2 separate regions of the Homo sapiens genome follow, and region 1 is linked to region 2. A link is a loop called in an ENCODE intact Hi-C map of the cell type or tissue named here. Cell type or tissue: endothelial cell of umbilical vein. All regions are shown on one strand. Each heading gives the region's core, and the rest is flanking DNA. Links, peaks and the distances in the headings are about the cores only. Region 1 has its middle 53 kb from the start of CYP2C18. Region 2 overlaps SORBS1 (sorbin and SH3 domain containing 1).

Region 1 (11,269 bases), core at 1,221-9,220, 730 kb before region 2:
ACAGGAAGGTTATCACACAACTATCTATGATAATAGGGCTTGTACCTGTAGTCTTTGACACTTAGAACAGTCTCCCTCTTAACAAGACATGCTATATTTTTTTCTGCTTGCCCAGCTTTTGTCATCATGAAGTTACACATATTTTCCACCTGTCCTCAAATTGGAATTATGGTCAGAGGACTTTGAAGGTGTATTTGAACCACAACAGTGATAGTAGAGCATCATGCATAAACAAATAAATTTAGTAGTCCAGTTATTTTATTTTATTTTATTGAGCCTGGGTTTTGCTCTGTTGCCCAGGCTGGAGTACAGTGGCATGATCATAGCCTACTGCAGTCTCAACCTCCTGGGCTCAAGTGATCCTTCCCAAGTAGCTGGGACCACAGGCATGTGCCACTATGCCCAACTAGATTTTTTTTTCTTTTTAAGACAAAGTCTTGCTCTGTCACCCAGGCTGGAGTGCAGTGGCACCATCTTGGCACACTGAAACCTCCACTTCCTGGGCAAGTGATCCTCCACCTCAGCCTCCCGAGTAGCTGGGACTATAGGTGTGTGCCACTACACCCAGCTATATTTTTTAAAGTATTTTTTGTAAAGAGGGGGTTTTTCCATGTTGCCCAAGTTGGTCTTAAATTCCTGGGCTTAAGTGATCTGCCTACCTTGGCCTCCCAAAGTGTTAAGATTACAGGAGTGAGCCCCCACACCTTGCCAAACTCTTATTTTTTAAAGAAATCTCTTTTCTCATATCTGATGTTTTGAAATTTAGGTTGGTTGTATTTTGTTGGCAATTTATTTCCATATACTTAGTCTTCTAGAAGTTTCTCAATTTTATGGTCTGTTATTATTCACCTCCTGGATTTTCGATGCTGCCATAGATTAATTTTTATATTTATTTTGTCATTTAAAAGAAGATATTGGGAGGGAGAAGAAGTAAACAAGGGCATTCAGTCAGCTATCTTGATCTCAAAAACATATTTATAAATCAGAATAAAAGTCATTTTTTGACTAAGAAGTTGGAACAAGAATAAAATAAGCAAAATGCCCTAGTAATTATGGAATGTACTAGTTAGCCACTGCCAGGTACAAAACCACCCTCAAAGCTCAGTGGCTTAAAATGCTTATTATTTCTGAGTTTGTGAGTTGGCTGTGGTCAGCTGGTCTAGGCAGGGCTTGAATGATTGGCTCAGCTGGCCTTGGTTAGACTCACATCTGTGGCCAGCTGGTATTCAGTTGATTTAGACTCAATGGGGTTGAGGAGACTGCTGAGAAGGTTTTCTCATCCTTCTGCCACTAAAGAGCTAGCTCAGACACGATCTTCTCATAACAAAGGCAGAGACGCAAAAGTAAGTGAAATTGAATAAGTACTTTTCAAGCCTCTACTTGCATCCCAGCTAATTTCCCATGGCTAAAGAAAGTCACAGGGGCAAGCCCAGAATCATGGTGGGAGGACACTGCAAAGTTACATGGCAAAGTTTATGGGTACAGAGAGAAGTGAGGTGTTTATGCAAACTTCCCTCCAGAATTGTGATTCTCAAATGCAAGGAAATATAAAACCAGTTGGAGATATTTGAAATGGTCTTTGGAAGCAATGTGCATTATTTTGTTAACCCAACCTATTCTTTAATGCTTAATTTAAATATCACCTTTTTCATTAATGTTTCATGATTCTCATAATGGTTAGTATTTTCATCCTTTTCAGATTTGTCACTGAGATATGAAGCAGCATTTTGAATCACATGCAGTTATAATCATCCAAAGGGCAGTAGTTTTGTTTTGTTCTGTTTTCCTCAGCATTTTGTGAGTTATGCTGTTTTTTTTTTGTTTTTGTTTGTTTTTTTTGTCAGAGGCAAGCTTGTAGACAACAAGAAAAACATACTATAGTGATAGTCTAATGATAATTGCTACCATGTATGCATAGTGTATTGAGCTACTCTGTGTACTGTTCAAAGCACATTACTTACGCTAAATCTTTTTAATACAAATTGTTATGAGGTCTTCTGTTAAGCAAAACTTCATGTGAGAGTTCAAGTTAAACAACCAATATGCTTTTCTGCTTCAAAAATTAATGTCTATTAAATAACAGCATAAGTCATTGAACTCTTTTCTAATAGCTGCTTTTATTTTTATGTTAAGGGAATGATATGTAAACCAGAAATAAATTCTAAGTCCCCCCAACCATCTGAATGGACTTCCTTTTCAGCCAGGGCACTCTTAAAACTTAACCTGAAAGACTGGTTCAGGCCATGACGGGAAGTGGGGGTAGGACATGCCTCATTATACCTGTCCAGCATTAACATCAGCACAGACTTTAAGTCTGATAAGAAACATTTTACAACCTATTCCCTTTACTACCTGAAGGCTTCCTTTGCAAATAAGAATTTTGGTCTCCACAATCCTTTATCTTAACCCAGACATTCCTTTCTATTGATCTCAGGTCTTCAGATAAACTCAACCAATTGTCAACCAGAACATTTTTAAATCTACCTATAAGCTGGAAGCTCTGCCCCACTGCCCCCACCACTTTGAGTTGTCCTGCCTTTCTGGACCAAACCAATGTATTTCTTGAAAGTATTTGATTAAAGTCCTATGTCTCCCTAAAATATATAAAACCAAGCTGCACCCTGAACACCTTGGGAACATGTTCTTAGGACATCCTGATGGCTGTCTCACGGGGGCATGTCCCTCATATTTGGCTCAGAATTAATCTCTTCAAATAATTTACAGAGTTTGACTCTTTTCATCACCAGATATGATAAAGATTGTGCCATCTTTTGCCAGATTTTCACTGTTATTAGTTACTGCTTGGTTTTTACTTTGTTCTCTGCAACTTTGTTTTTAGATCTTTTTGCTTTAAAAGAAAATTACCTTGGAGCAATTTTTAGCTGAATAACCTATTAACTGCCTGTTTAGGCCTCCAGCTAAGGCAGTATTCTCCACCAACTGCCCCCACCCCCGCCCCATGCCCAGCACTAATAATCTCATCATTACTGTGCCTGCAAGAATCTCACTTGGGCCTGGATGGGTTTGGACCAAGGCCCAGTTAAATGGCTTCACTGGTGAGCTTGGCTTCTGAGGTGTCCTTCAGACCTTTTGTTTTCCACTGAACAATGAAGGTAAAAATTTTGTTAGTGACTTCAGTCTCTCTCTGCAGCCAGTATAAAAATTTAACTCCAAACATTGAATTATAATGTTTCATTTGGGAACAACCCTTATTTTGGAATTAGCTAACTCAAATGATTTCCTGTTACTGATAGTAGTGGTTCAATTATATACAAACATTTTATTTATTCATTATAACCGTCTCATTTATTTATTTATTTTCTTCAACTTTTAAGTTCCAGGATACATGTACAGGATGTGCAGGTTTGTTACATAGGTAAATGTGTGCTATGGTGATTTGCTACACAGAGCAATCCATCACCTAGGTATTAAGCCCAGCATCCATTAGCTATTCTTCCTAATGCTCCCCTTGCCCCCAACAGGCCCCAGTGTGTGTTGTTATCCCCGTGTGTCTATGTGTTCTCATTGTTCAGCTCCCACTTATAAGTGAGAACATGAGGTGTTTGGTTTTCTGTTCCTGTGTTATTCTGCTGAAGATAACAGCTTCCAGCTTCATCCATGTTCCTGCAGAGGACATGACCTCATTTCTTTCTATGGCTGCATAGTATTCCATGATGTATAGGTACCACATTTTCTTTATCCGATCTATCATTGATGGGCATTTGGGTTGATTCCATGTCTTTGCTATTGTGAAATGTGCTGCAATGAGCATACATGCGTGTGTATCTTTATAGTAGAATGATTTATATTCCTCTGGGTATATACCCAGTAATGGGATTGCTGGGTCAAATATTATTTCTGCTTCTAGATCTTTGAGGAATCACCAGACTGTCTTCCACAATGGTTGAACTAATTTACACTCCCACCAACAGTGTAAAAGTGTTCTTTTTTCTCTGCAACCTCACCAGCATCTGTTGTTTTTTGACTTTTTAGTAACTGCCATTCTGACTGGTGTGAGGTGCTATCTCATTGTGGTTTTGATATGCATTTCTCTAATGATCGGTGATGCTGAGCTTTTTTTCATATGTTTGTTGGCCACATGAATGTCTTCTTTTGAGAAGTGTCTGTTCATGTCCTTTGCCCACTTTTTAATGGGGTTGTTTATTTTTTTCTTGTAAATTTGTTTAAATCTTTTGTAGACTCTGGATATTAGACTTATGTTAGATGGATAGATAGCAAAATTTTCTCCCATTCTGTAGGTTGTCTGTTCACTCTGATGATAGTTTCTTTTGCTGTGCAGAAGCTCCTTAATTTAGTTAGGTCCCATTTGTCAGTTTTTGTCTTTGTTGAAATTGCTTTTGGTATTTTCTTCATAAAGTATTTGCCTGTGCCAATGACCTAGATTTTCTTCTAGAATTTTTATAGTTTTGGGTTTTACATTTAAATCTTTAAGTGATCTTCAGTTAATTTTTGTGTAAAGTGTAAGAAAGGGGTCCAGTTTCAATTTTCTGCATATGATTAGCCAGTTGTCCCAGTACCATTTATTAGTGAATCCTGTCTCCATTGCTTGTTTTTGTCAGGTTCGTCGAAGATCAGATCATAACTATCTCATTTAATAGGCAACACTTTTCTTTCCCTCAAGTAAGTTGACATGAAATCATAGGAGGTCCTCTACTTGCAAGCTGGAGAACAATCTCAAAATTTAGTAATACTGTATCCTGAAAACAGTTATATGTGGCAATATACTAAATTACCACGAGGTGGCATAATTTCCTCATTAAAACTGACTTTCAGGGTTCTAAATTGGATTTCCTCTAGTCTTTTGACTTTACAGGGCAAGATTTCAATTTTATTTATTTTGTTACTCCTGTGGAAAAGAGAAAGAACAACAATTTACTAACTTCTGTACCTGTAACAGCAAGGGAAAATATTAAATTCTTCTATTACATATACATTTTAAATTTTATATATTTAAGGTGTACAACATAATGTTTTCATATACATGTTCATAGTGAAATGATTTCCGCCAAGCAAATTAACAGATTCATCTCACATGGTTACTTTTTTTTTGGACAAGGTCTAGCTCTGTCTCAGGCTGGAGTGCAGTGGCCTGATCATGGTTCATGGCAACTTCTTATCTCCTGGGCTCAAGTGATCCTCCCACCTCAGCCTACCAAGTAGTTAGAACTACAAGCATGTCTATGCTTGCTATTTTTTTAAAATTTATTTTTTGTACAGATGAGGGTCTCACTAGGTTGCCAGGCTGGTCTCGAACTCATGGACTCAAGCAATCCTCCTGCCTCAGCCTCCCAAAGTACTGGAATTAGAGGAGTGAACCACTACACCTAGCCAGTTACATTTGTTTGTATGTGGTAAAGTACCTAAAAGCTACTCTTTTTGCTAATTTCTGGTATACAATACAATATGTATTATTAACTGTATTCCTCATGCTGTGCTTTATATCTCTAGGGCTATTTATCTTACATAACTGAAATTCTGTACTTTTTGACCTCCATTTCTCCATCTCCCTCTCGCTCACCTTTGGCAGCCACCTTTCTACTATTTCTATGTATTCGAGTTTTTTTTTTTTAAGTTTCCATGTATAAGTGAAATCGTGCAGTATTTTCTATCTGTGTCTGATTTATTTCATTCACTATTCACTTAGCATAATGTCCTCTAGGTTTATCCATGTTGTGGCAAATGGCAGGATTTCCTTCTTTTTAAATAATTTGTTTTTATTATGTATTATTTTTAATTGTATTATTTTAGTATATTTTTATTTACAAATATATATTATGTTGATATTATAAACATAATATATAGTAAATATATATTTATGATATATATAATAGAATAATGTATATAAGAAAATATATAATATATAAATATATTTATTCATACATAAATATTTATATTTAGTATATTAGTATTATTATTTTTTATGAATTTCCTTCTTTGTTAAGGTTGAATAATATACATCCATATTGTGGCTATTGTGATTAATGCTGTGATGAGCATGGGTGCACTTTGGCTCTGTGTCCCCACCCAAATCTCATGTCAAATTGTAATCTCCAGTGTTGGAGGAGGGGCCTGGTGGGTGGTGATTAAATCATGGAGGCTGACTTCGCCCTTGCTGTTCTTATTTGGTGAGTGAGTTCTCATGAGATCTCATTGTCGTAAAAGTGTGGAGCACCTCCCCCATCTCTTTTTCTGTCTCCTGCTCCACAGTGTGAAGATGTGCTTGCTTCCCCTTCTGCTGTGATTGTGTTTCCTGAGGCCTCCCAGCCAAGCTTCCTGTACAGCCTGCGGAACTATGAGTTAACTTAACCTCTTTTCTTCATAAATTACCCAGTCTCAGGTAGTTCTTTTTTTTTTTTTTTTTTTTTTTGAGATAGAGTCTCACTGTGTCACCCAGGCTGGAATGCAGTGGTGCAATCTCGGCTCACTGCAACCTCTGACTACCAGGTTCAAGTGATTCTCCTGCCTCAGCCTCCCAAGTAGCTGGGACTACCAGTGCCCGCCACCATGCCTGGCTAATTTTTGTATTTTTAGTAGAGATGAGGTTTCACTATGTTGGCCCTGGTGGTCTTGAACTCCTGACCTTGTAATACGCCTGCCTCGGCCTCCCAAAGTGCTGGGATTACAGGCGTGAGCCACCACACCTGGCCTCAGGTAGTTCTTTATGGCAATGTGAGGACAGACTAACATAGAAAATTGATACCAGAGAAGTGGGGCATTGCTACAAAGATACCTGAAAATGTGGAAGCAGCTTCAGAAGTGGGTAATGAACAGAATTTGGAACAGTTTGGCAGGCTTAGAAGAAGGCAGGAAGATGAAGGAAAGTTTGGACCATTCTAGAGACTTGTTGAATGGTTGTGACCAAAATGCTGATAGTGATATGGAAAATGAAGTTCAGGCTGAGGAGGTCTCAGCTGGAGATGAGGAACTTATTAGGAGCTGGAGATAAGAAGATTCTAAGCAGGAAAGCATTCAAGAAGGGACCTGGCTGCTTCTAACAGCATACACTCATATGCATGCCCAAAGAGATTATCTGAAACTGGAATATATATATATGTGTGTGTATATATATGTGTGTGTGTGTGTGTATATGTGTGTGTCTGTGTGTGTGTATATATGACACACACATATACACACACACACACACACATATATATATACATATATATATTTTTTGAGATGGAGTCTCTCTCTGTCAACCAGGCTGGAGTGCAGTGGTGCCATCTTGGCTCACTGCAACCTCCACCTCCCTGGTTCAAACAATTCCCCTGCCTCAGCCTCCTGAGTAGCTGGGATTACAGGTGTAGGCCACCACTTCTGGCTTATTTTTTTTATAATTTTAGTAGAGACAGGGTTTCACCATGTTGGCCAGACTGTTCTCAAACTCCTGACCTTAGGCAATCTGCCCACCTTGGCCTCCCATTGTGCTGGGCTTATAGGTGTGAGCCACCACACCCAGACTGGAACTCATATTTAAAAAGGAAGCAGAGCATAGATGTTCGGAAAATTTGCAGCCTGATCATATGGTAGAAATTTCTGGGGAGGAATTCAAGCCTGTTGCAGAAACTTGCATAAGTAAAGAGGAGCCAAATGATAATAGCCAAGACAATGGGGAAAATGCCTCCAAGGCATTTCAGAGACCTTCACAGCAGCCCCTCCCATTACAGGCCTAGAGGTCTAGGAGGGAAAAATGATTTTGTAGACCAGGGCTTCACTGCTCTGTGCAGCTTTGGGACATCTCAGGACAGTGCCATGCATCTTGGTGACTCCAGCTCCAGCTGTGGCTAAAAGGGGCCAAAGTACAGCTCAGGCCATTGCTTCAGAGGGTGCAAGTCCCAAACCTTGGCAGCCTCCATGTGGTGTTAAGTCTGTGGGTTGGCTGAGGGCAAGAATTGAAGCTTGGGAGCCTCTGCCTGGATTTCAGAGGATGTATGGAAATGCCTGGATTTCCAGGCAGAAGTCTGCTGCAGGGGTGGAGTCTTCATGGGGAACCTCTACTAGGGAAGGGTGGAGGGGAAATGTGGGGTTGGAGCCTTCACAAAGAGTTTCCACTGGGGCTGCCTAGTGGAGCTGTGAGAAAAGGGCCTCTGTTCTCCAGACCCCAGAATGGTAGATCCACTGACAGCTTGCCCCATGCACCTGGAAAAGCTGCAGGCACTCAGTGCCAGCCATGAAAGCAGCCAAGGGGGCTGTACCATGCAAAGCTACAGAGGCAGAGCTGCCTAGGGCCTTGGGAGCCCACCCCCTGTGTCAGTGTGGCCTGGATGTGAGACATGGAGTCAAAGGAGATTATTTTGGAGCTTTAAGATTTAATGACTGCCCTGCTGGGTTTTGGACTTGCATGGGACCTGTAGCCCCTTTGTTTTGGCTGATTTCTCCCTTTTGGAATGGGAGCATTTATCCAGTGCCTGTATCCCCATTATGTCTTGGAAGTAACTAATTTGTTTTTGATTTTACAGGCTCATAGGTGGAAGGGACTTGCCTTGTCTCAGATGATGCTTTGGACTTGGACCTTTGAGTTAATGCTGGAATGAGTTAACATTTTGGGGGACTGTTGGGAAGGCATGATTGTGTTTTGAAATGTGAGAAGGACATGAGATTTGGGAGGGGCTAGAGGCAGAATGAAATTATTTGGCTCTGTGGCCCCACCCAAATCTCATGTTGAATTGTAATCTACAGTGTTGCAGGAGGGGTCTGGTGGGAGGTGATTGAATCTTGGGGGCAGCCTTACTGCATGCTGTTCTCATGATAGTGAGTGAGTTCTCATGAGATCTGGTTGTTGCAAAAGTGTGTAGCACTTCCTCCAGCTGTTGCTTTATCTCCTGCTCTACCATGTGAAAATGTGCCTGCTTCCCCTTCCACCATGATTGTAAGTTTTCTTATTTATTTATTTATTTATTATACTTTAAGTTCTAAGGTACATGTGCACAACATGCAGGTTTGTTACATAGGTATACATATGCCATGTTGGTTTGCTGCACCCATTAACTTGTCATTTACATTAAGGTATTTCTCCTAATGCTATCCTTCCCCCTGCTTTCCATGCCAAGACAGGCCCAAGGATGTGATGTTTCCCACCCTATGTCCAAGTGTTCTCATTGTTCAATTCCCACCTATGAGTGAGAACATGCAGTGTTTGGTTTTCTGTCCTTGTGATAGTTTGCTCAGAATGATAGTTTCCAGCTTCATCCATGTCCTTGCAAAGGACATGAACTCATCCTTTTTTATGGCTGCATAGTATTCTATGGTGTATATGTACCACATTATCTTAATCCAGTCTATCATTGATGGACATGTGGGTTGATTCCAAGTCTTTGCTATTGTGATTAGAGCTGCAATAAACATACGTGTGCATGTGTCTTTATAGAAGCAAGATTTATAATCCTTTGGGTATATACCCAGTAATGGGATTGCTGGGTCAAATGATATTTCTAGCTCTAGATCCTTGAGGAATCGCCACACTGTCTTCCACAATGATTGAACTAGTTTACAGTCCCACCAACAGTATAAAAGTGTTCCTATTTCTCCACATCCTCTCCAGCATCTGTTGTTTCCTGACTTTTTAATGATCGCCATTCTAACTGGTGTGAGATGGCATCTCATTGTGGTTTTGATTTGCATTTCTCTAATGACCAGTGATGATGAGCATTTTTTCATGTGTCTGTTGGCTGCATAAATGTCTTCTTTTGAGAAGTGTCTGTTCATATCCTTTGCCCACTTTTGATGAGGTTGTTTGATTTTTTCTTGTAAATTTGTTTAAGTTCTTCGTAGATTTTGGATATTAGCCCTTTGTCAGATAGGTAGATTGCAAACATTTTCTCCCATTTTGTAGGTTGCCTGTTCACTCTGATGGTAGTTTCTTTTGCTATGCAGAAGTCGTTTAGTTTAGTTAGATCCCATTTGTCAATTTTGGCTTTTGTTGCCATTGCTTTAGTTGTTTTAGTCATGAAGTCATTGCCCATGCCTGTATCCTGAATGGTATTGCCTAGGTCCTCTTCTAGGCTTTTACTGGTTTTAGGTCTAACATTTAAGTCTTTAATCCATCCTGAATTAATTTATGTATAAGGTATAAGGAAGGGATCCAATTTCAGCTTTCTCCATATGGCTAACCAGTTTTACCAGCACCATTTATTAAATAAGGAGTCCTTTCCCTATTTCTTGTTTTTATCAGGTTTGTCAAAGATCAGATGGTTGTAGATGTGTGGTGTTATTTTTGGCCTATGTTCTGTTCCGTTGGTCTATATATCTGTTTTGGTACCAGTACCATGATGTTTTGCTACCAGTACCATGATGTTTTGGTTACTGTAGCCTTGTAATATACTTTGAAGTCAGGTAGAATGATGCCTCCAGCTTTGTTCTTTTGGCTTAGGATTGTCTTGGCAATGTGGGCTCTTTTTTGGTTCCATATGAACTTTAAAATAGTTTTTTCCAATTCTGTGAAGAAAGTCATTGGTAGCTTGATGGGGATGACATTGAATCTATAAATTACCTTGGGCAGTATGGCCATTTTAATGATATTGATTCTTCCTATCCATGAGCATGGAATTTTCTTCCATTTGTTTGTGTCCTCTTTTATATCATTGAGCAGTGGTTTGTAGTTCTCCTTGAGGAGGTCCTTCACATCCCTTGTAAGTTGGATTCCTAGGTATTTTATTCTCTTTGAAGCAATTGTGAATGGGAGTTCACTCATGATTTGGCTCTCTATTGGTGTATAGGAATGCTTGTGATTTTTGCACATTGATTTTGTATCCTGAGACTTTGCTGAAGTTACTTATCAGCTTAAGGAGATTTTGGGCGGAGATGATGGGGTTTCCTAAATATTCAATCATGTCATCTGCAAACAGGGACAATTTGACTTCCTCTTTTCCTAATTGAATACCCTGTATTTATTTCTCTTGCCTGATTGCCCTGGCCAGAACTTCCAACACTATGTTGAATAGGGGTGGTGAGAGACAGCATCCCTGCCTTGTGCTGGTTTTCAAGGGGAATGCTTCCAGTTTTTGCACATTCAGTATGGTATTGGCTGTGGGTTTGTCATAAATAGCTCTTATTATTTTGAGATACATTCCATCAATACCTAGTTTATCGAGAGTTTTTAGCATGAAGAACTGTTGAATTTTGTCAAAGGCCTTTTCTGCATCTTTTGAGATAACTGTGGTTTTTGTCGATGGTTCTGTTTATGGGATGGATTATGTTTATTGATTTGCATATGTTGAACCAGCCTTGCATCCCAGGAATGATGCTGACTTGA
Region 2 (11,269 bases), core at 1,569-9,568:
GAATGGCTACATTTGTGCTTTAAAAGAAAAATTCTGTGGAACGCTGCCTGGGGAAGAAGGGTTGGAGGAAGGATAGGGGAGAACAGGGGGAGGATCACACATAGGGGAGGGCAGGAGGACCCAATGGCTGCACGCAAGATGGTGCAGTCAAGCTCTCTGTCAGACGTGCCTCTGTCACGTAGCCAGGCAGTGTCAGCTACTTCAAGTCCACTACCTGGATTATTTTTCTTGGTTATTCTTCGTAAGCATTTGGAATATAAAATCATCAATGAAAGGGGGAAGCCCAACTGTCTTGGGTCTCCAGAAAAATCAGTGACCAAGTGAAATTGGAACCTGGGATTCTATGGGCTCTTAGTATCACAGCCACATTTGCACTCACTTCTTTCAAAGTTTGTGTTCAGAAGATTATGACCTGACATGTAGTATAAGCATAAACAATTGCTCCTTTATAGCCTCCATTTATTTTTATCTTGTTAACATCGAGGTATTTCTGCAAGTTACCACAAATTCCTTTTGGAATGAGGTGAGGCACAGAAAAAAAAATCAAGGGTACTTACTCACTGAGTCCCTCCCTTCTCCTAATCCCACTTTTCTATGCCTGCCACTAACACACTGTCATTCACACACACACACACAGACACGCACATGCACAGACATGCGCGCGCGCGCGCGCGCACACACACACACACACACACACACATATTTCTCAGTTAAGTGAATGACTCCTATCCCGCAGAACCACATAGGCTTCTGCTGAGCTTCTTTTATTCCTACCCAACTCAGGTTACTGGTATCAAAATAGATTTTTCAGCTCTGAAGACCCATTGCTAGGTGGAATTCCTTCATCCCTCTGTTTCATTGTGAACATCAACTAACATATAGAACAGCTTAAAGAATTACAGAGTGAACACCCATATTCCCCCCACCTAGCTTCTACGGGGGCCACAAACTGTGACTGCTTGATCACACATCTGTCCAGCTATATTTTCCTCTACTCAACCAGCAACGATCAATAATGTGATGCTTTTACATTCCGGGAAACTGGCCTTTCTTTCTGTGCATAATTGCAGCCTCTGAGTCCCCATGGTCACTGGTAATGACAGCAAAAACAACTCTACACACCTCTTGGTGAGGCGTCCTATGTGGCAGGCACCGTGCCTATTGATCATTATCACTTCAATCCTAACATTCCTACTTCTGCCATTTTTTAGATGAGGAAACAAGGCACTGAGAGATTCAGTAATTTGTCAAAGTAGGCAGGTTAGCAGAATGGCAGGGCTGGAACTTGAACTAGGCCATTGAGCACTACACGGATAGTATTCTCTCTCAGCTCCTGTTTTATTTTACTGCTCATTAATTTATTTTTTTGTTGGGACAGGGTCTTACTATGTTGCCCAGGCTGGTCTTGAACTCCTAGCCTCAAGTAATCCTCCCACGTTGCCCTCTAAAAGTGCTGGGATTACAGGCATGAGCCACTGTGCCCAACCTTCAGCTGCTGTTTTATTAATAGATACAACATTTTCCTACAACTGAGGAGGCAGTGGCTTGCACACCACAGGAACCAGAGGGAGCTCAGGGATGCTCCAGCTCCGTATACACCATCACTGCTGAGTGTTACTCACCATGAATACACCCCTAAGATAAGCGGCACCAGACACAGGAGTCAGAAATGGAAAAGAGGTGGGGACTCTGGTAGAATACCGCGACATCTCCACCTTAGAATAATAAAGTCCCCTGAGCAATACTATTGCTTCTGGCACTGGTAATCCCCTCGCAGAGCTGCCACTTACTGAGCCTCACCTTGTACCCACCTGGGGCTAAGGGCTTTATATACCCTATTTCAGGGGACTGCCGAGGGTGGGGGTCAGAGCTCCCCCAGGACCCTCTTAATTCACTCTGGCCTGGATGTGGAGGTCAAATGCTTTTCCTCTTTACTTAGAGGAGATGGAAGAACCTGAGGGTAGCTTGCAAGGCTGTGGCACCATATGCCAATTTAAATAAATGTGAGTTGATCTAAACTGGCTTATAATTTTGAATTTCCTAATTAAAAATAAATATGTCCCTTTTCTAAATTTCCTATTCATTATCCACCCTCTTCCCTTTGGTTGCATTTTCTGATTTTGCCCTTCAGTTTAATGCTATGTTTCCTCTTTTTTGTATAACTTCAACAGCAAAAACATCCATGAATAGATGTCCTTTATCTTTGCTGACCAACAGCTGTGGTGACTGAGGTCTCTTTTGAAGGTATGGTGTCTGAAGCCCCTCCCACCTTGGTTTGGGGCTACCACACCTCCTTAAGCATTGGAGATCAGTAAACTAAATTGGGCTTGAGGCTGCATCCATACTTTGAGTTCCTATTCTTCTGCAACCTAACTATGTAAACAAAGTACAATCTAAGAGTATGCTCTTATAACAAGTAGCTGAGTCTCAGCCAATCACAGCAGCCAAGCTTCAGCCAATCCCAGGCTGCCAACTGATCAGCCCACATCTATATAAATGCCCAAATAGGCAACTGTGGAGCTGCAACCAATCCAGCTGTAGCTGTACTTGCTGTCTTTTGTTGTTTATAAATGCTGCCTGCCCATGTTGCTGGGTGAAGCTCTCTGAACTGCCCCTGGTTCTAAGGGCTGCCTGAACATAAATCCTTCTATGCCTTAAATAAATCTGCTAAATTTAATTTGTCTAAAGTTTTTCTTTTAACAGAGTGACTGACAGCAGCTTCCATTCTGCTGTGCCTGCTATCCTTTGAATTGCCTCAGCTTTGGCCAGAACTTTTTTTTTTTGAGACAGAATCTCATTCTGTCGCCCAGGCTGGAGTGCAGTGGTGCCATCTTGGCTCACTGCAACCTCTGCCTCCCGGGTTCAAGTGATTCTCCTGCCTCAGCCTTCCTAGTAGCTGGGACTACAGGCATGCGCCACCACACCCGGCTAATTTTTGTACTTTTAGTAGAGACAGGGTTTCATCATGTTGGTCAGGCTGATCTCAAACTCCTATCCTCAGGTGATCCACCCACCTTGACCTCCCAAAGTGCTGGGATTACAGAAGTGAATCACCATGCCCAGCCTGTCCAGAACTTCTAAGCCATCTTCCTAAGTTCCTAATAACTTTGTTCTGTCATGACTCTTGACCATAACTGGCTGCCTGACCTCACATCTCTGCTCTACCTCACCAACAGTCAGATCTCACCCCACCCCAACCCCTCAGCCACCTCACTCTCTGGCCTTATTCCACCCATTATCACCGTTTTTTCCTGCTTCCTACCAGAATGATAAACTAGCACTCAGGAAATCTCTCAGAATGGATTTGCCAAGCCAATTGTTTTTTTTCTGATACCAAAGCTAACAAAACATGCTTTTTCCAGATGGGTAACATTTTGAAACTGAGGCACTCCTTGTTTAAAAACAATACCCAAGAGCTCTACAACAATGCTGTGTCGCCCAGGCTGGAGTGCAGTGGAGTGATCTCAGCTCACTGCAACCTCCGCCTCCCACGTTCAAGTGATTCTCCTGCCTCAGCCTCCCAAGTAGCTGGGACTACAGGTGCCTGCCACCAAGCCTGGCTAATTTTTTTTTTTTTTTTGTAGTTTTAGTAGAGACAGGGTTTCATTATGTTGGCCAGGCTGGTCTTGAGCTCCTGACCTCATGATCCTCCCGCCTTGGCCTCCCAAAGTGCTGGGATTACAGGCATGAGCCACCATGCCCAGCCACAACAGTGTTTTTAAGTGTATCATATCCATCAGATCTTCTAATGTTGAAGAGAGACCATTTGTTTCACTGTACAAAAGGGGAAACTGAAGACCAGAATGTCAAAGGCATTTGCCCAAGGTCACAGAGTACTTGCTCTGTCCAAGTGTACCAGAGAGGATGAGAGAAGCAGCCTTATCCCCTCAGCTGGTTGAGAAAGGTCCAATCAGGAATAGCAGCTGAGTACTTAACAAAACAAGTTAAGTTCAGAAGCTCAGCTCTGAGCAGCCTTGATTAACCCAGATTTTGGTTCAGGAAGAGCAAGCAAGAAGAGCTAGCACAGAGAATTCAGCCTCTGGCTAAGATGCAGAGCTGGCTGCTGAGTTTCAAGGGGATTCAACAAAAACACACTCACTGGAAGAGTAAAGTGAGAGAACAGAGCAATCATCCTAGGGCCAACTGTTTCCAATTGTGCTAACGGGCAGGTTCCGGAGGCAGTGGACAGAGTCCTGGAGACTGGGATTCCCACCTGACTCCAACAAGGAATGTGGATCAGTAGAGGCAAACCCACTCTTGTTTAAAAACTTGCGAACAGTCTGTTTCTCTTGGCCTCAATTTCTTTCACTTGCAAAACTAATAGGCATGGGGAGATTGTACAAGAAACCCACCTGCAAATCTGTTATGTACACAGACCCTTCTTTTGAGCTCCAGACACATACATTCAACCGCCTTCTAGACATCCACCTGAATGTTTCTCAGGCATCTTAAACTCAACGTGTCCCAAACCATCTTCCATCACACAACCCAGAAAGCTCAGGAAATCGGTCCCCTTCTCTCTCTCTCCTTGCTCCTTAAGCCTAATCAGTCACCAAGTCCTGCTTCTTCCCTATCTTTGACACAGCTCACATTAATCCCTTTACTCTCCACCTCCCGCCTTATCATTGCTCACCTACAACTGTACAACAAACACGCATTGCTCCCCCAGTCTCCAGCCCTGATGCCCTCCAGTCATCTCTGTCTAGAAAAGATCTCATCATGTCATTCTACTGCTCATTTATTCGGTCAACAAATATTTACTGAGCATCTATTAAGTGTCAATCGCTCTCCTAGGTGAAGATTCAACAGGCAACAGAACGGACAAAAAGTTCCAGCCTCATAAAGCTTACATTCACCATTCAAAATAATTTAGTTATTTCAAGAAGAAGAAGAAGAAAAAAAACCTAACTGTTGTTAACTGTGGCTTTGCAGGAAGGAGTCTAGATAATCCTCTAGAAGTTTCATTTTATAGCCTTTTGTACTGCATGAAAAAAATTATATCTATACTGATATTGTTATTCACATTTTATTTGCACCTCCTCCATAAAGCTTAACCTTTCTTCCTCCACAAAACAATAGGTGCTCACTCCTCCCTCCTGGGCCCCATCATTGCATTTACCCCACTGGACTCTGGTTATTTACAAATCTGTCTCCCCTATTACACCTGGAACCCCTTGAGGGCAGAAAGTTTATCTTCTTAATCCTTGCATATCTGGTGCCTTGCATGGTTGTTCAATAAATATTAATGGAATAAATGATTCTATAAAATTAAATGCCTACATGCATACAGATTTCTGACACATTTGTAAAGTCCCGGAGGACCTCTACTGTTTCATATAGTTCTTCAGGTTATGATCTGTGTTTTGTTCTCAAATCAGATTAAGGGGAAAAAGCGTTTGCTAGTCTACCATCACCATATAGGGAAGAACAGCTTGTTCTTGAGTGCCACCTGCTGGTCAAATAGAGTAAAGCTCTTTGGTTAGGCAAAGAAGGTTAATCAATGCTGAAATACATTGAAATGAAAGTAATGAGTAGTTACCACTACTGATTTATAGATCTGAAATGCTAGGAAAATAAAGTACAAAACTGGACACACACTGTGATGTTAATTATAAAAAATATATATATTGAAGGCAAGGACTTGTAGTTGTATTGGATATTGGGACTATGGGTGAATTCCTCTCTGTTCCCAGTTCTTTTAATATTATCATATGTAATCAGTGTTAGTTAATAAAATTATCAATTGAAGTCTGTCCAATTTATTAAAGTGGACTTAAAACAACACCATCACTTCTCCAGTTGCCACAAAACTGTGAACCTGGGCCACCTGTGACTCCTCCTCCTTCATTCTTTGGGTTAAGGTCAAGTCCTGCCAATGTTTCTGCCTACACATCATTCCTGTCCAACCAGTGAAAGGCACTAGGTTCAACTTACAAGCTGCCTGCCTCAGTGCTAACCAAGTTGGATTTCAGTTGATTAAGATTTACAGATCCATCCATTCATTGAGCAAACATTTACTGTATGCTTTCCTTTGTGTCAGGCACCCCATTTAGGCTGGTTCCTCACCAATTCCAGATATGAAAAAATCTTATTCATTTGGATAAACTGGGGGAAAACCAAGCCCGATTACTGAAAAATCCCCAAATGGTAGACTAGCAGGAGGAAAAAACTCATTTATTCCTGCCAAGTATTTCATGAGAGCTGAAAAACAGAGGCTTTGAAGACCTATTTTCAGTGATATAAATAAGAATTCTTGGTAAATTAACAGATTGAATATCTTCACGCACATTCACAGTGTCTGAAAACAATTTGCTCTTTTAGTCAGCTTACATTAGTACCCTCCAATCCTGCTAACCCAATATCATAAATAGTTGCTTAAATTGTGTGTGTGTGGGGGGGGGTGTTTGCTTTTTGTTTTTCTTGAGACAGAGTCTCGCTCTGTCACTCAGACTGGAGTACAGTGGTGCGATCTTGGCTCACTGCAACCTCCGCTTCCCGGGGAAGCAATCCTCCACCTCAGCCTGCTGAGTAGCTGGGACTACAGACGTGCACCACCAAGCCCAGCTAATTTTTAAAGTATTTTTTGTAAAGAGGAAGTTTTGCCATGTTGCCCAGACTGGTCTTGAACTCTGGCCTCAAGTGATCCCCCAACCTTGGCCTCCCAAAGTGTTGGGATTACAGACGTGAGCCACCACGCCAGGTCTAAATTGTTTTTTAATAGCTTGAAAACATTAAACCTTAGTATATCTTCTGCTAACTTATTACAAAATTTTGAATCAGTATGGGGCAGATGAGAGTTTACTGCCAACCCTAGTCCCTTGGCCTAGAGCTTCACCGTTCCTAATCTGGATATGGCTCTGCCCTGAACCTGCTGAGGAACTATGGCATTACACTGCTTTGATGTGCCTATTTCCTCATCTATAAAATGGGGATTAAAAATAATGCCTCATCTTGGAATGTTCAGAGGATTAAATGAGGTAAGGTAGATAAAATACCAAGCACAGGACCTGGCACGTAGTAAATGCCTGATAAATTGTTAAAATGATGTTATTCGATACCTGTGCTCCTTTATCCTGACTGCCTGTGGTAGCATTTGCCACTTGGCCTTTTCATTTACTAACCTTATGTGTGTGTGTGTGTGTGTGTGTGTGTGTGTGTGTGTGTGTGTGTTTTGTCCCAAAACTATTAAGGGACTATATCTACATTCCTATTAGAATACAGAGCTTAGTGCCTTGGATCCAGTAGAGCTAGGGAATTCACTCTGCCAGCTGTCCCATGAAGCCCTTTCCGTCTTGTGCAGTTTAGGGGGATGGAGGTGAGGAGGTAAACGAGGAGAGCAGGCAGCAGGGTTAACACGGGCAGTCAGGACTGCCAAAGTGACAAGCTGAGAATAAAGAGGTGGCCTGGGGGACCAAGGAGAGCTTGCTCGGAGCTGTGGCCTTGAGGACACCCTTTATCTGCAGGTAGCCTAGGGTCATCTGGTGGGCTTCATCTCTGAAGGCACATCCTAGGACCTAGAGGACCTGTGACTTATTGTCATTTTTAGAGCTGAAGGCCCGGCTCAATTGGAAGCTCTTTAAAAGGGAGTGAGCTGCAAAGCCAGAGTAGGAGACACGGGTTGTGATGCTACACCTGAGCCCTGACACCTGTCATATTGGCGACTGAGTCACCAACCCCACAGTGAATGCAAGAGACTTTACACCAGTCCTTCTCCAAGGTGGGAACTGTCCCCTAAGGCAGTCCTTCTCTAGCTGCTGTCTTAATATGTCTTCTTAATTTCTTCTTATGCTCCTGGGTATATTAATCATGAAACACACATATTTATAGAAGAAAAATTAACATGATGGATCTAGCTAGAGCTTTTGATCACTACCCTAAATAGATTAAATTTTTCCATTTTTCCACCAAAATACCCAAATCCCTGCTGACTTTCAAATGAAACTCTTCCTGTAAAGCACATTCTCCAGCAATGTAGGTAGGATATGTCCCAGAGACCACAATATCTGTCAAAAAAAAACCTTATACACTCAGCAACTCTGCTCATTGTGGATTTATCCAACCCTACTAGCATAGGTAATAGGTGTGTCTTCCCCTCATTGTCATATTTCAAAGAACAAGACACAGATGCGATGGTGACAAAATAAGAAAAGCTCCTACCAGAACAAGCTCCTTTCCTAAATTCACTGGGTGCCCCAGGCACTGTGAAGACTGGGGCCTTGCCCTTGAGGAGTTTATAATACACTAGCAATTATAAAAATACAAGAGTATATGTCAGGTATACAGCAACAGAAGTAAGGACCACAGAGGTACTAACGTGAGCCTGGGTACAGGAAGGCTCCACGAGGGCCTATCTATATAAGCTAAAATGTTTGCTATTTATCACATATAGAACAGGAGGTGAGGGTAGCACTGAACATTTTCAGCTGGGATAACAGCTTCACAGCAAAGTGCTGAGAAAGGCAATCTGCTATAGGATTCAGGATGGTTTGGCAGGGGAAGAGGCTGGTGGCACCCCACAAAGGAGTGGGGTATGCATGCATCATCCAGAGTCCTAAGAACTGACAGAGGAAAACAGATGCCCATCTATGTGAGAATCAGGTAAATTAGCCCCTTCTCGGCACCTCCCTCCCCCCGTCTATTTTTTTTTTTTTTTTAGATGGAGTCTCACTCTGTCACCCGAGCTGGGGTGCAGTGGTGCGATCTCAGCTCACTGCACCTTCCGCCTCCCAGGTTCAAGTGATTCTCCTGCCTCAGCCTCCCAAGTAGCTAGGACCATGCCCAGCTATTTTTTGCATTTTTAGTAAAGACAGGATTTCACCATGTTGGCCAGGCTGGTCTCAAACTCCTTACCTCAGGTGATCTGCTTGCCTCAGCCTCCCAAAGTGCTGGGATTACAGGTGTAAGCCACTGCACCCAGCCCCCTCCCACAATCTTTACACCAGATGTGGCCTGTCTCAGTCACACTCCCCTCCCCATAAGAACCAGCAAATGAGATTTTTTTTCTTTCTTTTTTGGGACACAGTCTGGCTCTTTCACTCAGACTGGAGTGCAGTGGTACAATCTCAGCTCACTGCAGCCTCAGTCTCCTGGGCTCAAGAGATCCTCCTGCCTCAGCCTCCCAAGTAGCTGGAACTATAGATGCATAGCACCATACCCAGCTTTTCCTTTTTTTTTTTTGGGTAGAGACAGGGTCTATGTTGCCCAGGCTGGTCTTGAACTCCTGGGCTCAAGTGATCCTCCTGCCTTAGCCTCCCAAAGTGCTGAGATTACAGGCATAAGCCACCATGCCAGGCAAGAACTTGGATTCTAAACTTAGACAAATAAACTCCCATTCTAAAGGTGAAGATGCTAAAATGGGGAAAACTTTATAAAAGGTAATACAAATCATCACAAAATTAATTTGGAAGAGGAGGACAGAACAGAAGAAAAATAATTTGAAGACTATAATTAGATCACTTTTTATCACCAAACTGTACATCATTCAGAGCCATTAGGCTGATACAAACAAAACACACTCTGGGTCCAAAATATAAACTTCTCTCTTCCCATTTCTGACATTTAACATAGTAAGCAATGTAAACAAAATAAAATGGCAACTTACTATCCAGGAGTCTCTGAAGAAATTTCCGGAGTAGGGCTGATGGCTGAGCTCTGTACATGTCCAAAAAAGAAAAAAAAGAAGAAAAAAATAATGTAGATGATTTATTTTGACTCATATGTTTCAAGCCAAGAGGAAAAAGAGAGAGGTCAATTTCTTTTTCCTAGTTTAGACCAGGACCTCTGGAAGTCAGGGGGGCTGGAAGGAAAAGGTCTTCGGTGCTGGTGGAGGGTGGTGCTCTTTCTCTGGAAGGAGAATGTATGGGCAGGTGGGCTCTCCTACTCCTGGTCTTTTGCCTTCCAGTGGATGCAGCCAAGGCCCTCTGGGTGGGTCAGGAGAAGGCCTCCTGGCTCATACTCATCTTCTGTCACAGGTCACTGGGCAATGGCCCACCGTGGGCCAACATGCTTTAGTGACATGGACAGCACATCCTCCACCAGCTTCTCCACAGCCCTCAGACCCCCCTCTGAGCCCAATGCAGAGCCCTTCATGCACCCCAAATGCCACATCCAGAGAGAGGGTCACCCAACACTTTAGGTCCAGCATGTACAAAAGCATACTTTAAAATACCACACTGTATTTAGATAACTTGTGTATGCCTGCAAATTTAGGAGTGCAGAAATGGGGAGAAATGCAATTTCACCAACTACATTAATGATCACTTCAGCATGAATAAGGGAATGCTTTATAAAATTACCAGGCACCACGCAAAAGGAAGAAAACAACCAAGAGCTACATGCAGAGAAAAAGCAACATAATTCTGTAGTTTAGGGTTTCTGTTGTCTTGGAGAGAAAAATGCAAATGCTTTGATATGCTTGTTTTTAAAAATAAGGGAGTAGTTGAATAAATCAATGCAAAGGTTAATTTTAAAGATACTTCTACCTTAAATAATGGCCTTATCTCTAATAATGACCATTTTAAGAAAAACTAGCTATTTGGAGAAGAGACATTTAAGGAAAGGACAGAAAGAAAAGGAAGAGATTGTGAAAGAGAGAAAAGGAAATGACAGGGAAGGAGAGGCAAACTCACCCACTAGCCCCCTGCCTGCTGAAACCTGTTGGGCTTGTATGCTTTCATTTCTGAGGGCACCTCTGCTCTGGGATGAGGACTGTACCCCACGCCACCCCAATTATTCCTCAGAGAGCACACCCCTCTTACCTTCACATCCATCCTCCAGCCCTTTTGGCTGCACTGTCTTGCCTGCCCATCCTCTCCTTCTTGAGTCTCCTATCTCTGAACACCTGTCCTGTCCAGTCTTCCACCTTGAAAAAACTTTGACCCTGTAGAGTCCTCTGGGAACACTCCCCTCCCTTCCTTCCTCCCACGGCCACATCTTTTCACTCAGTGCTGTACCTCTGCAGGCTCCAGATTCTTTGCCATATACTCTAACTCCCAAGAACTACTCACCCAGCAACCTCCAAAGCCTTTGGAAACATCTTAGTCATCACATCCACTGACCTTCCTGGGAGTCCACCTTTCTGGACATCTGGGAAGATCTCATGCTTTCTCCTCTTGCTCCATCATTCGCTTTTCCCTCCGCCTCTGTGAACTCTCCTTTCTCTCCCTCTCCCCTTCTCCTGTTCCACATCACCCAACGTCCCCATGGGTAGTTCTTGGTTTCACATCCTTTCTCTCAACACAATCCCCTCTTCAGTCTTTCATCTACTCCC

What was found. A loop is a pair of places that touch in the nucleus more often than their neighbours do. Peaks named below come from ENCODE experiments on the same cell type or tissue, not always from the same donor. Only the 100,000 strongest peaks of a DNase experiment are listed, where the experiment ranks them.
Region 1: a loop joins it to region 2, with 11 times the contacts of the local background. A loop is called at or near these places in 13 of 110 quality-filtered maps.

The regions. Positions count from the first base shown.
Region 1 is chr10:94,625,443-94,636,711 of GRCh38, forward strand. No RefSeq gene overlaps it. Among named protein-coding and RNA genes, the nearest start is that of CYP2C18, 53 kb to the right of the region's middle. RefSeq lists an enhancer at 929-1,430. In endothelial cell of umbilical vein, for the core only: a CTCF peak has its summit at 4,775 (motif pointing right); a DNase peak (open chromatin) is centred at 4,759.
Region 2 is chr10:95,358,049-95,369,317 of GRCh38, forward strand. It overlaps SORBS1 (sorbin and SH3 domain containing 1), which reads right to left. Exons shown (of 33, transcript NM_001034954.3): 22 at 9,602-9,651. Among named protein-coding and RNA genes, the nearest start is that of PDLIM1, 73 kb to the left of the region's middle. In endothelial cell of umbilical vein, for the core only: a CTCF peak has its summit at 5,468 (motif pointing left); DNase peaks (open chromatin) are centred at 3,283 and 5,423.